Regions from separate parts of the Homo sapiens genome. Here region 1 is linked to region 2. Evidence: chromatin contacts called from ENCODE Hi-C data. All regions are on one chromosome and are shown on one strand. The core of a region is the stretch at or near the end of the contact, and the rest is flanking DNA. Distances in the headings are between cores, read along the strand shown. Region 1 overlaps LOC124906307 (a long non-coding RNA gene). Region 2 holds the start of TBL1XR1 (TBL1X/Y related 1).

Evidence for each region. A loop is a pair of places that touch in the nucleus more often than their neighbours do. Pooled maps may share reads with other maps.
Region 1: a loop to region 2 is called in a pooled map, with 6 times the contacts of the local background. The contact joins the enhancer-like site here to the promoter of TBL1XR1 in region 2. A Hi-C loop is called at or near these places in 3 of 37 single-sample maps with no recorded cell type and 5 of 50 pooled maps.

What each region holds. Positions count from the first base shown.
Region 1 is chr3:178,964,848-178,972,310 of GRCh38, reverse strand. LOC124906307 (a long non-coding RNA gene) reads left to right here. Exons shown (of 3, transcript XR_007096179.1): 2 at 6,815-6,866. Among named protein-coding and RNA genes, the nearest start is that of ZMAT3, 100 kb to the left of the region's middle. RefSeq lists a silencer at 393-593. Within about 2 kb of position 3,155, at least 3 of the 41 ENCODE cell types and tissues checked have a DNase peak (open chromatin) inside an H3K27ac peak, as active enhancers do.
Region 2 is chr3:177,193,989-177,200,859 of GRCh38, reverse strand. TBL1XR1 (TBL1X/Y related 1) reads left to right here and starts at 3,378. Exons shown (of 16, transcript NM_024665.7): 1 at 3,378-3,739. RefSeq lists silencers at 2,787-3,166, 3,407-3,596, 3,707-3,806, 4,287-4,336 and enhancers at 2,784-3,291, 3,292-3,801, 6,570-6,871.

The DNA.
Region 1 (7,463 bases), core at 1,906-4,405, 1.8 Mb before region 2:
CAGAACTATACACATACACAGAAACACATACAAATGAGTGAATGAAAATAAAACAGGTGAAATCTGAATAAGGTCTGTAGGTTGTACCAATGTCAATTTCTCGATTTTGAAATTATACTATTGTTTTATAAATTGTTACCTTTGGAGAAAACTGACTGATGGGTATATGGGACCTCTTTAAACTATTTTTGTGACTTCATGTGAACCTGTAATTATTTAAAAACTAAAGTTAAACAAATGTTGATAATATTATCTTCTATTTTATTTTAATAAACCTTTTTTTGGAGTGTCTGAACATCTGGCTCTTGAACTAGTTTCCTTCTAAGTTTCTCTGCTTGGATCAGGGACAAGTGAAGACTCTATTCTAGTTGTCACAGCTGAATCTGATATGGACACTTGTCCTTGCCCATGGGGAGGCCTCACTCCTGTTGGGCATATCATATCACTGGCCACGACATTGCTGATAAGCAGAGCTGAGCAGTAGTTTCACCTCAGGCAATTTGATCTTGCTTCATGTCTTGTTCCTGACTCATACCTGCACTTGGAGTTTCTACTTCCCACTTCACTATTCTGCTAGGTGGACACTGTTTCTCCTGTCATTTGATCCTGCTTGAAAACTGAATCTGTTTTGTCTCTTACTTTTTTCAGAAGAGGATCTTGTAATTGTCTATATAACCTGTGACATTGGGGTTTATAAATAATATTGATAGGATGGTCTCTGATCAAAAATGAGAAAATGTATATAAAATAATTAAATTTTAAAAGAGTAAATCATTTTTAAAAGACTATAATAATAGCAAGGAAAAGTTTCACCTAAAAATAAAATAATGCCTAAGAATATTCTTAGGCTGTTAGGATTTTGCCTGTCAGGCAGAACCAGGGTCAGGACCTGAAAGGTTGCCTTTGAATTATATTTGCTCCTATCCTAATAAAAATCCAAATATAACTTTGACAATGCTGATTTGTGTAATATATAAAACATGCTCACTTAGACATCAAAGTTTATGTACCTTTTAGTTATGTTCCCAAAGGACAAAATTGACAAAATATTTTATCTAATTGATTATTTCAAATAGCATTAAAATTTAGATTCAGCATATTAACTATCTTCCCAGGTACATTTTACTTGGAAAAATATCAGGAATATGTGCAGGATTTCAGTATTGAGATTACATAAGAAAGTGTAGTCCTGTGAAACAAATGAAAAATATTGGGTTTAAGCTCATGTAGGGACCAAGGGAAGGCTTCCCTTTTGTGTTCTGCAGGTTCACTGAATATCACTGACAAAGGCATATTAATCAAAGAAAAGACATACAAATTTATTTGATCACAGTTTTATGTGACACAGGAACCTTTAGAATAAAGACCCAAAGCAGGGAAAACTGTCCAGTTTTATGCTTAGGTTTAACAAAGTATGGACAACCATGTGCAAATATGATTGGACAAAAAGGGTATCATTTAATGCTAATAGAGTGAGTAGGGAAACCCAATAAAGCCTATCTGTCTAGATTATTTTTCTTCTTTTTTTTTTTTTTTTTCTTAATGAGACGGAGTTTTGCTCTTGTCACCCAGGCCGGAGTGCAATGGCGCGACCTCAGCTCACTGCAACCTCCACCTCCCGGGTTCAAGCGATTCTTCTGCCTCAGCCTCCCGAGTAGCTGGGATTACAGGTGCCGGCCACCACGCCCGGATAATTTTTGTATTTTTAGTAGAGACAGGGTTTCACCATGTTGGCTAGGCTGGCCTCGAACTCCTGACCTCAGGTGATCTGCCTGCCTTGGCCTTCCAAAGTGTTGGGATTACAGGCGTGAGCTACTGTGCCCGGCCTGTCTAGATTCTTCTTGGCCTCTCTGTGCATGCATTCCTTCCTTCTGGGTGTGGGGCAAGACACTCTCTGGAATTGGGGGTGGGGTCTTATAACCTATGATTGAACAACTAGGCTAGATAGTTTCTTTATGGCAGATTTTTACATAGAAAGGTGGGAGGAAAGTTAGAGCAACATGTTCAGGTTTTATGGCTGGCTATGGGGAAAAAGGGTTCTGGTTTCTATAGCCCACTTTGGAGAAGAAGATTCCAGTTTCTATGACTAGCCTTAGGGGAGAATAAAAAGGCAAAGACAGGAGGGTAGGAAGTTAGAGGAAAAACTTTGGGTTCTGAGGCCTTTATTTTGGGATATCATTTTCTGAGCCCCAGCACTTAGTATTCAAAAAATGTAAGACTGCCTTGGTAGTGACCTTCTGGACACTGGGAACTTTCAATGAAAGATTATAGGGATTATTACTGGAATCCACCTGGAATAAGAATCTACATCCTTAAAATATTTTCTGGGAATCTGTGATCCTATGTCACTTAGTTCAGCCTTTGGAAGAATATGTCTCACGAATTTACAGAATTTACACCTTTCTCTTGTTAAGCCTTGGTAGCCAGACTTTCTGTTTGGAAGTGCCTTTTCAGATAAGACCTAAATCTCCCTTGATATATGGAGCCTCCTAGAGCCAATCTGTCTTTCCAAAGCTGAATATGAAAAGTTTCCAGGCACTGCCACGTTATTGATGACTTCCATTACCCTTTGACGACTTAAATGACAGCCCTGCTGGGGAGAAAAACAAACACAATGGAGCTTCTCTTTCTTCTCCATTTTGCAATCGTACACACTCTTCAGTCTTCTACTTTACTTTTGAAAAATGTCTGTAGTCACTTCTGTCTACTCTTTCACTTCTGAAATGATTTTGAAATTGTTTTTTTTGAGTAAACATCTGAACTCAGGGGCCCGGGACTACTGTTGGTTGGCCCAATTGACAGCCATTAATTTAGTGAACCTCTTATTCATTTCATCTATGTCCATGAAAATTACCAGCAAGTTCAGGGTCAGGAGGGTGTGTAAGCATTCATACACAGTGTGTATGTGTGTCTGTGTTGTGTTTGGTGTGTGATAGAGAACTGATTGATAACAATCGGCCCTATGATCCTCCCCTTTCTGGGTGTCCTAGAAGATGGGCTAAGGGTATGATGAGAGAGGGGTGTTGAGCTTTCCAAGTTAATGCTGTAAGTATTTATTAGAGGGGTAGATTATGGAAGAGGATAGAGTCCATATTTAGCTAGCGTCTTCAAAGAGGAACTGATACCTTCAAGTGAAAGAAAATGTGCATGTTGCCTTATAGAGGCGTTCTTCCTGGCAGGTGACATGCTGTGGCTTTTTATAGAAATGCCTAAATGTCTCAATTATTCTTGCTTTATTTAAATTTTTTCTTTCTTAAAAATAGGATAAATAATAACAGTGACTGCTTATTACAGAAGAAGGTGATTAACTAATGAATTTAAACTTACTTGAAGTTTCTGGAGAAGACTGCTTTGGAAGAAAAAGGCCTATTAGTGTTAAAACTATTAATTATCTTCTAAATAATAATTGTTTATAGATGATTATCAGTGAATTCTAGGACTTGAGCCTCTCTTCCCCCATTTAAAAAATTAAATACATATGTGCAGATTAAATATCTATGTCTTTCATACGCAGCTATCAATTTTGGAGTCCTTGTTGGGACTGGAGGTCAATAGGAGTCACCTTCTTATGGTTTTACATTACCTCTGACATTGCAGATAAATTCACAGTCAAGGAAGTGCTTTTGCAGAAGTTTTCTTAGGTCTTGCAGAAACCTAGTGAAGAACGGTGAGGATTAGCCATGGGGGTTTGGAGTTTGCCACTCCGTGACTCTGCCATTCAATGAGCTCAAGCCTCTGGTCCTGACTCATCTTGTCTGTGCTTCTCCCATCATCCCTCTGCCCCTGCCTGTGGAGAGGTTGGGGTCTGCTTTGCGCCATTGTCTCCTCACTCCCAAGTCTTATCCGTGGTGACTGGGTCTATGCCGGAGAGGAGGAGTCCTCTCATTTGAACTGTGGCATCTTAAGGCTCTATGTGACTATTTTGCAAATGTTCTTAATGATAGGTTTAGAGTTTTCTTTCTTTTCTCTTCCTATACCCTTTCCTCTTCATTTCCTATAGGGCAAAAAGAGTGAAGATAGTAAAGAGTGAATCCTATAGATTTGATTATTTTCCATTAATAATCCAACAGAGTGTGTGGCACATGGTAGATGTTCAATAGACAGCTGATAAATTAATGAATGAATAACCACACTCATATCCACACTGGAAGGTGGTGTATATGGTTGTAGAGTGTGAGCTCTGGAGTCAGACTACCTGGGTTTGAATTTCAGATTTAGTAGCTAGGAGACTTTAGGCAGGTTACTTAGTTTCTCTGCCTCAGTTTTCTTATCTGTAAAGTAGGGATAAAATTCTCTCTCTTGAATTTCTTGTGAAGAGTAAATGAGTTAGTAAGTAATAAGGGCTAAGAATAGTGCCTAATACATATTAAGTACTCAATAAATGCTATTAAAGTATATTTCCATATGTAATCTCATTTTATCCTAACAACTATTTGGTGACATAAATGAGACAGGTATTTCTGGACCTAATAGCTGAGGAATCTCAGGTTCACAGGACTGCTAAGCAGTAGAGGGATGTCTAACATTCATTCTGATTCCAAGGTCTGATTTTTCTAGATTGAAGTTATTTGTTTAGTTTTGAAGGTGATTAAAAGACATTTAAAAAGAAAAGCAATTAGCTTTGATTTCAGTAAAGGTTATGGGTCTTGTAAAAGGTCAAAATCACTTTCTGTGGTTGAATGAGATGAAAAGAGGTTGAATGAAGTAACAAAGATAAGAACTGGTGCTACAGAAATAATGAGTCGTTATCAAAACACCTCAGTGTCTCGGGGAAGAGCGAAAGAAGCACTTTGGAATAACCAAGAGAAAGAATTAATCAATCTGATTTAAAACTGAATAATACCTTCTTTATTTTTCAGTGTTAGCACTGAGCTTTTGCTGAAAATTCACTTTGCTCTAAAATGGCCTAATTTTTCCTTTTAATTTGCATTTCCTTCCTGCCCAGATGCGACTGGCAGCAGCCCAGTGGTAGTTCCACTAAAGCAACTGTGCTACAGCACCTCAATTTGGATCTCAGAGCTGTCCTTTTACATTTGCTTCTTTGCATAATTTGTCAAACTTTGTAAGTTGCACAGCAAAATTCTGCCAATAAAGAACAGGAAGTTTGGGTCATCCTTCTGGGTTTACTGTTTTATATTTGTTTTTTCAGCAACTGGAGTCAAGCTCTGGTGAAAGTATTAACACATTAGCAGTTTGGAATTGCGCTCAAGGCTTCTGTTCAATGAATATGAAAAAACTGAGCAACAAGGAGACTTGGGCACATTATTTATACATTTGGTGAGCTCATTCACTCGCCCAGGGAAATCAGGCAGCACAGCCGCCAGCCCAAGGTTAATTTTGTTTTCTTCTCAGCCAGGAACAGGGTGTGCTATTACACAGAGAGAAATGAGGACTTTTTAATTGGCAAAGAGGAACTTCTGCTGCATAAAGAGGTATTCCAATCACTGGAGGTCAACAGAAATTCTTTCAGATTTTAAAATCTTGCTGTGTTCAAAGTTTAATGCAAAATCCTTCAAATTGCTAGTATTCAAAAACCCTGCATTAACTGTTTAGAAACAGAAGAGGGCACCTCATCATTCCTTATGCCAAATTTATTTATTTATTTTTTTAAGCGTGAACAGGAAACTGGCTTGCGAATGAAAATGAAAAACCACTTCCTTTTCCTAATGAATGAATGAAAAGATTCTGTTAATATTTTTAAAAGCTTAACTATGAGTAGAAAAGCTGTATTCACTTTCTAGTTTCAAGAGACCTCAGAGTTTAAGTTGGAGACTAGCCATAAAAAGTTTAATTCTATTATAAAGTGGCTGTCAAATACAATGCATTTAGATTTTAAACCAAGAGCCGCCTGGATATCCTTCTTTTCTATTGGCTAGGTAACCAGTTAATTAGGGTAACTCCTCCTTTCTTCTTCTCCTCATGTTTGAATCCCAGTTTTTCTCAGAATTAAATCTTTCTAAGCATCAGTGAATCTTTTAAATTTTATGCAAAATGTGTTTGTGTATTTTTCTAGAGGAAGTTTGGAGTTTTAATCAAATTATCTACCCTTTCCTGGGTTAAAACTCCAGGAAGTTTCCATGTTTAATTCTACCTTATGCTAATTGAGATTTTACTCTATATTCTGTCATAATAAATACTATTAGAATAAAAACCTTAGGACTTTTCTAATAATTTAAACCATAACTGTTATGGAATGTAGCAACAAACCTTTTGATTGTCTTTGATATTCTTTGTATTAAGTTTTAGACAGAGTCAAAAGGAAACTTTTCAGTCTAACCTAATCACTTTAATTACTGGTCCTAGAGGGTAGCACTGATTTGTCCTGGGTTACACGAGCAGTGAGCATGAGAATTCAGAAGTAATAGACCGGTCTTTTACCTTTACATTCTTTTAGTCTATATTCTTTTCTCTGAGTCATGCTTGGTTGAAAATTTGCACTGATTCATACATTTATGGAATCCTTATATTGCTCTGCTCACACATATGAGTTGCTTTTTTTTTTTAAGAGTTGAGGGTCTCACTATGTTGCCCAGGCTGGAGTACACTGACTATTCACAGGTGAGTTCATCGCTCACTGCAGCCTTGAACTCTTGGTTTGAAGTGAGCCTCCCTCCTTAGCCTCCTGAATAGCTGAGACTATAAGCACATGCCACCATACCTGGCTTCTGTGTTGTTTTGTGTTTTATACTTTGGTAGATAGTTTTATTCTCTAAGTGAACAGTTTAAAAGCAGCAAAATGCATGTTGTTTCTTTTCCAAGTTGTCTTTGTATGTAAGTTCCCCTGATAAGCATTATGTCTTGTTCACGTCTCCAGGTCTCTTCTTCAGCCCTTGGACACAGTGTCATCCCTATTGGAGTCAATAAAGGTATGGCATGACATATGTATTCTGGGGATAGACTATTTTCACAAAGGACAGTTGTCAATTTCATTAACACTGTACCATACAGGAGTGTTTCTAGGGGGCAGTTGCTTTCTTATAATAATAATAGCAAACATGTATATAGTGTTTACTACTTACAAGACTGGGAAACACACAAACCAACAGACTGTTCTGTCCTACTATACTCTCAGCACAGAATATTTTTGTGGCCAGATGTGTACGGGTCTTTACACATATTTCAAGCAGCTCTCCAGCAGATATCAACTGGGTCTTCCACAATTCAATTCGATTTTGACACTGTCTACCTGAATAGCCCTTACAAGTTGAAGGCTCAGTCCCATACGACTGCTCTCATTTCAGACGCCAATCTCAAGTCTGGGCCCCCCATATTTCTGACTGACCAGCAATAAATTGGAGGTTCCCATGACCCCCTCTCAGGTTCAGTAATTTGCTAGAATGGCTCACAGAACTCAGGGAAACACTTTGCTTACAATTACCCATTTATTATAAAGGGCAGCACTCAAGGACAGCCAGATGGAAGAGATGCACAGGCTGAGTAGAGACGTGAGGGGCATCCCATCC
Region 2 (6,871 bases), core at 2,129-4,628:
AATATTTTGTATTTTTAGTACAGACGAGGTTTCACCATGTTGGCCAGGCTGGTCTTGAACTCCCGACCTCAAGTGATCTGCCCACCTCAGCCTCCCAAAATGCTAGGATTACAGGCGTGAACCACCACACCCAGCGGAGAACTTAATGTGTTCCTTTGCTTTACAATTTCTTAGTAATACAGTAATATCTCCTTTCTAGAAACACATTAACATTTAATTCAAAGTGTAATGGGAGTGTTAGATTAGGACAAAGTACTGAATATTAGTAACAATAGTTCCTTCTTTGTCCTTTCCTCACCCAGTGAGTCTAATCATTGCTTGTATTTTGGTGCAGCCCTGATCCTTTATGCTGGATATGTTGGGACAGCTAGAGGGCGAGGCGACAATACATATGACCTTTGAGTGATGGTTTATTTCTCTGAGTATTTAACATTGAAGCCACACTGTTGTTTCAGATAGTTTCCAGAATATAAAAATCAAAGGGATCAAAATATGATCTGATTTAAAACCCCCTTTGCTGGAAGAATCAAGGCCTTTCCACATTTGGGTGCCCCTATTTTTGTTTGTTTGTTTAAAAACACTCCAGGCTGCCGGGCACAGTGGCTCACGCCTGTAATCCCAACACTTTGGGAGGCTGAGGCAGGCAGATGACTTGAGGTCGGGAGTTTGAGACGAGCCTGACCAACATGGAGAAACCCCATCTCTACTAAAAATACAAAATTAGCCAGGCGTGGTGGTGCATGCCTGTAATCCCAACTACTCGGGAGGCTGAGACAGGAGAATCGCTTGAACCTGGGAGGCAGAGGTTGCAGTGAGCCGACATTCCGCCATTGCACTCTAGCCTGGGCGACAAGAGCGAAACTCCACCTAAAAAAAAAAAATGTACTCCTGCTCTCTCCTCTCTCTTCAATTAGTATGATCCAACAGTGGTGAGTAAAGTACATTTTACTGCAACGGATTTGTAAGTCCCCAGCCTCGATGATCTTCATATTTAAATGCAGTCATTTACGCACAGAAATGTCTTGTAAACTACAGGGATATAAACAAATGCATGGATTATTATCATTGTGAGGAGGCTCAACTAACACTGAACAACTTTAGGAGGCAGCTTGGTGTAGGGTATAAGAACTTCAGGCTGGAAGACCTGATCCTATGAACCTGAAGGAGGGTGTCTCCTCCCTTGTGGAATAAGGGATAGAAGTCATTTAGGGGAAGGAGAAGGGGTGGGGTGGGCAGCTTTGAATATGACGCTTTAAGAATGGTATGGTTGAGAAGTCCTCACTCACTGAAAGTGGGGTTTGATTTTACAGTCACTGCTGTATGGAGAGGACCCGCCCGTGGTGGCACAATATGAAACTTAAAAAATAATCTAAGCCAATAGATATGTTTCATTGAGTGGCTCCACCGAGATAGTTTACTTACTGAAGACAGGGTATGTTTAGTGATATCTACGTCATTTATCAACTCAAAAAAAAAAAAAGGAAGATACTATATACTCTTTTCAATTCTGAAATAAAGTCTTCTGAAAGGTGTTAGTTCTGAGGTAAACAAGCCTCAGCTTTAGAATCCTATTGAAATGCAAAACTTGCTTTGTGCGGTTTCCCTGTACACTCTGCATAGTGTTTTGGAAACCTGCAGTTATCTAAATTCCCATCGGGTGACATTGTTTAATCCAACATTCCCACTTTCATACATGAAAATAGCTCTAAGGACACACCACTAATATGCTTTGAACTCTCTGGTGGTTGGAAGGGAGTTTCCAATCCCACTCCCTTTCCTCTGATGGTTTTCCTGCTCCCTGCCCCACTAGGTCATTCAGGAAAGGCCTCTGGCAGCTCCCCCAAGCAAGGGCTCAGGGGGGAAAGAGACATTGACCTTGGCCAAGAAAGCACCTGTCTAATTACTGAACTTATTAGGCCACCAGGAGTCCAGACTGGTGCAAGTTACGAGTAGTGTGTGTGTGTGTGTGTGTGTGTGTGTGTGTGTGTGTGTGTCGCAAAACTTCAGGTTTCTGATATTGAGAGGAAATGATGGTTGCTTTAAAGTGATCACTACATCTATTTTCAAATATTCTGATGAAAGTAGGAAAACAGAACCCTTCACCTTTAAGAAAGCTGCAAACATTATTTTGCTTTGAAGGCAGTAATAAGCGAAATAACAAAAAGGTTTCAAGTCGTATCTTAATGTAAAAGGGTGGCTGCTTCTCCAGTCCTGAGCTTATACAAAGCTCTAAAAAGCACCCTACCCCATCTTTCTGAAAGTCTTAGAAAGATTACCACCCCATTTGCTTTAAAACCTGTGAGGTGCCTCCCTTCTTTAAAAACAACCCTCCCTCAACCATACTGCCACATTATCACTCATCTAAGTTATACTTTATAAACCGCCTTGCTGTGCTTCACACATGCAAAAAGTACACAAAGTGGATAAACTTCTACTGTGGATGCCACTGTGCAGGTATATATTTAGTAAACATTTAGTTACATTATTTTATTTTTGTGAAATAAGAACTGATCGAGCAAACCTTTCAAACAGACCCACCAGATGATAAATACCACCATATGCTTGATTCACAGTACATTTGGGCATAAATACTTCAATTACAGCTTTGTGTTTAGTATCAAAAACCTTTTCTTGTGTGCGTGTTTTCTCTCCAGATCCCGTGCTCTGGATCACATTTTGAAAGTCGCTTATTACAGATAAAGCACCTTTCCAGGTACGCTTCGGAGAACCATATGTATTTACGCACACAAAGGTGTTCACAGAGATTTTCACAAACAAATGTCCATATGATGCCGCGCCGCACTCCCCCACATGCCCGCCGCGTGTGCGCCCAGCCCCCAACGCCGCCGGGCCGCCCCCCGGACACGCGGGAGCCCGCGGCGTCCTTGGGGAAACTTCGCCGGCGGCTCCACCCCGGCCACCGCGCGGGCCTCCCCGCCCCCACCCGTCTCGGGCCCAGCGGCCCACACCCGAGCACACCCAGGCCGGCCCGCGGCGGTGGGGGCGGGGCGGGCGGCCCGGGGCCCCGAGGCGCCTTCGAGTGCCCGCGGGGCTCGCCTGATTTTTAAAAGAATGCGCCGCACAGCCCAGCCCCCAGTGCCGCCAGAGCGGGCCGGGAAGGAGAGGAGCGCGGCCGCTGGAGCCCCCCCGCCGCGCCGCCGCCGCCTCCCGGCGTCCGCGGCGCCCCTCCCCCGCCGGCCCCTCCCCCGCGCGCCCGCCCGCCCGCTCGCCCGCCCGCCCGGCGCAGGCCGCTCGGGTTTGTTTTGCTGCGCGGCCGCCGCCGCCGCCGCCGCCGCGGGCCTCGCGAGCTCATTTGTGCCTGGCTGGTCCCCATTCCTCTCTCCCCAGTGTTGAGTGTCTGAGCCGTTGGCTGCTCCGAACCGTTTGGCTCTTTCCCTTAGTAACAGCTTTTACCTTCTGCCTCAATTCCTCTCCCCGCTCGCGCCCTTCCCCCGCGCGCCGCCTCCCCCCGCCGCCGGCCGCGTGCGCCCCCGCCCCTCCCCCCGCGGCGGGAGCACCTCCGCTCGCCACCTGGGGACCCGCGCCGCGCTCCCCGCCCCCGCCCGCCCGGCGCCCATCCCCCGCGCCCTCCGCTCGCTGGGGTTATAATTGCCTCTCACCCCCCGGAGGGGTTATTTTGGGGGTGGTTGGAGGCGGTGGCGGCGGCGGCGAGGAGGGGAATTTCCTTGTGCCTCCATTCCCGGGAGGGGGGAGCGGCGTTGGAGGCCACCGTTTCCAGGTAAGCGCTGGGGGCCGGACCCTGGAGTGGGGGCGGCCGGGGGCCTGGGCGGGGGGCGCGGGCCAGAGGCGGCCGGGGGCGCTGGGCCGCGGGGGGATGGGCGCGAGTGGAACATGCATTTTTCAACTTGGCCCTTGGGGGAACTGGGCTTGCGTGGGGGAAGGGAAGGCAGGGAGGGCACTTGGGGCGCCCCCATCCCCCCGTTTTCCTCTCTCAGGTTTCTTTGAAATGCTCACGTGCCTGCCCACCCCCCTACCCTTTCCCGGTCTCGGGGGATCCTCACCCTAATTATGTTGTCCCCGAAAATGTGCACCTCGGCCTTCTCCCCCTCTTCCTCCCTTCGTGCATTTACACCCCCTTTTTGTGCGTGTGTGTTTGGGGGGGGAGGCTTTCAGGAAAGGATTTGCAGCAAATTGAATCAAGGAGCCATCATGAGGCCGACTCCTTTATAGCCTATTTTTAGCAGAGGAGAAGGAGCTTTTCGGTGCATGCTATTTTGTGAAACCTCGGGCGGCAATGGAAATCTCCCCTCCCCGGGCGCGTCCCCGGCCCGGGCGCGGCGACCCCGGCCGGCGTGCTGGGGGCTGCGGGCGGCTGTTGGGGCCGCGCGTCCGGGGCGGGGGCGCCGGCCGGGGGAGGGGCGCGCGGCAGCCGGGCCTTGCTCCGGGACGTGTTTATTTGTAACTTAGTGCTTTTTATCGTCTTAAGGAGGTATTTGGTGGAGGCTCTTTGAAGTTGGGTTCAGGAGTGTAGAATTGGCAAAGTTATTGCCAGCTTCCTGGTAAGTTTTGGGTGGCACAGAGTCACGTTATTTTCTGACAGTGTAAAGGCCACGTTGTGAGGGTGGTTTCTCGGTAACTTCCTCTTTGCAACCGATTTAATTTTTTGAACAGAAGCAGACTTTTATTTAAGTGGAATATTAATCTTAAATGGCAGCTCGAGGGAAGCCATGCATGTGTTAACGTGTTCAGTATTTTTGGAAGTTCTTAATTTGCTGAAACAGGCATCACTTCGCAGTGGCAACCGGGATTAAATTTAGGTTGTGAAAATGGTGTATTTCATGTAAAATTTGGGTTGTGGCTTTTAAAAAATGCTCTCTTTGTTAGGTTATCTAAGTGTCTCTAAGATAATTTGGTGATTACAAATGAGAAATGTTGGAAACTAGTTAAAAATTAGGTGTTCTCAGTGTCTGGAGTTTACTTGAAATCTTGGACTGTGCAGGCACCAGGGGTGAAGAGTTTTAGTACCTATGTGATTTACAGTTGACTTAGGAAAGTTTACTATTCACTTTCTTGTTTTCCAAACAGGAACCGTATGCTGATCTAAACAAGCTTGTTAATAAAATGTGGGGGGTGAAAATGCCAGGTTATTTTTAGTTTGAATTTTAAGACTGAATGGTTGCTCTACCCCCCACCTCATATAATTAAGTGATCTTCCCCCTCCGTTTTTCCTAAAGGCTTCTTCACCAGTTTGGATAATAAGGCCCTCGTGGTGTGTTCATCTACTTACCTGAAATAACTTGGAATAAATAATTTCGATTACACGTTGAAGATACAATGAGTGACTGTTTGGGTTTTCCAGTGTGATTCATTTTCATTTTTGTTAAAATAAGACCCATGCTACATTGATGTATTTTAGTAATGCCGACTTCCTGGGATTGTATGTTCTCACCATTTTAATAGTTTATAGTCTGGGGAAGTAGGGCACCTTTGTCTCCCCGAAAACATGGTGTGGGTTGGGTGGTATCATGGGAGTTGATGGCAAGCTTCCCAAATAGTTGAGAGTTCTAGAAATAGTTAGCATTTACCTGTGGGGGAGGGGCTGCAGGAAGAAAGTATGCCTGAGAGCAGTTAGGCGTGTGATGTGTGATTAGGCTTCTTGCTCTTAAATCCAGGTTTTCTTGTTTGGAATATGATTTTTTTTTTCAACCCTATCCTGCACTGAGATGTATGTAATCGCAATCATTAAATTCATAAATAACTACTATTTTTTTTGACGTTTGAGTTGTTGGAATCCGACCTACAGGACAAAATACTAAACTGTATGGGGGACGAAAACTACGTGCCTGGGAAAAGTTTTTCTTATTGCTAAGGAACTTAATAAAGTGACATGTTAATGGCATAAAAATTGTTGCAAAGCTCACCGTCAGTTTATGACATTTTTCTTTTAACGTATACCAGCTTTGGGTATTAATGTGGGAGACACTGGTGGTAAATGGAGTGACCCCTTGCAGAGATGATATTTTTGCATTGGTTGCTTCAAAGAAGTGTTAAGCATTTTAATACGTATGTCTAAGAATCTTTTTGATATTTGTATTCTCGACACCTAATTAAAGGTTTTGCATGATTACCATGACACCAGTCTCCCGAAAGAATTAGAGGTAACTGCTTCCTGTGTTCTAGGAGCCTTTCAAGCTAACAGAAGGTAATATAAATATAAGGGGTACTGATAAAAGGAAATGTATTAATAGACCTTTTGAACATCAACTTGTTGATTAAATCTATCAGTGCAGTATATATACAACCTTGTCAGACGAGTAGCTGACAAAGGAATCTCCCTAGTACAACTTGTAGCAGTACTATTATAAAGAATTCCTGACTTGACACATTTTGATGAAGTTGGTTGAAATAATTTGTTGGGTTTGTTCAATTTTTGGTGTCATTTATATAAAAAGAATAAAGAAGAATGTGAATGGTAGGAAGTCAGGGGAGAGGCATGGCAGAAACATTGGTATTCACTAGAACTTGTATTTTTCTAGTGCATGTGAATTGGACTCATTTCACAAATAACATTTACAGTATAAGTCACTGAAATGCAAAAAAGGAAAGCAGCTAACACGAGACATTTATACTTTATGCTCAGACATTCTGGTAGTAGAGGAGGGCTAGGACCCTAGAGCTGTGTAGTAAAGAATTGTTGAGTATCGTTCAGTTTAGGTACCACGAAGGTGGTATCTCCTGCTCTGCCACCAATAGAAACTTGAAGTTAAAAAGAAAAGACTCTGAGAGCGCTGATGCTGGAGAGATTTGGCTGTTTACCCCTCTGGGATTGGATTCGGTAAGAGTGCAATTAATTGCCCTGTAACCATAGAGCCAGAGGAGAGGGACTAGGTGCTCCGGGCTATGCTCTAGG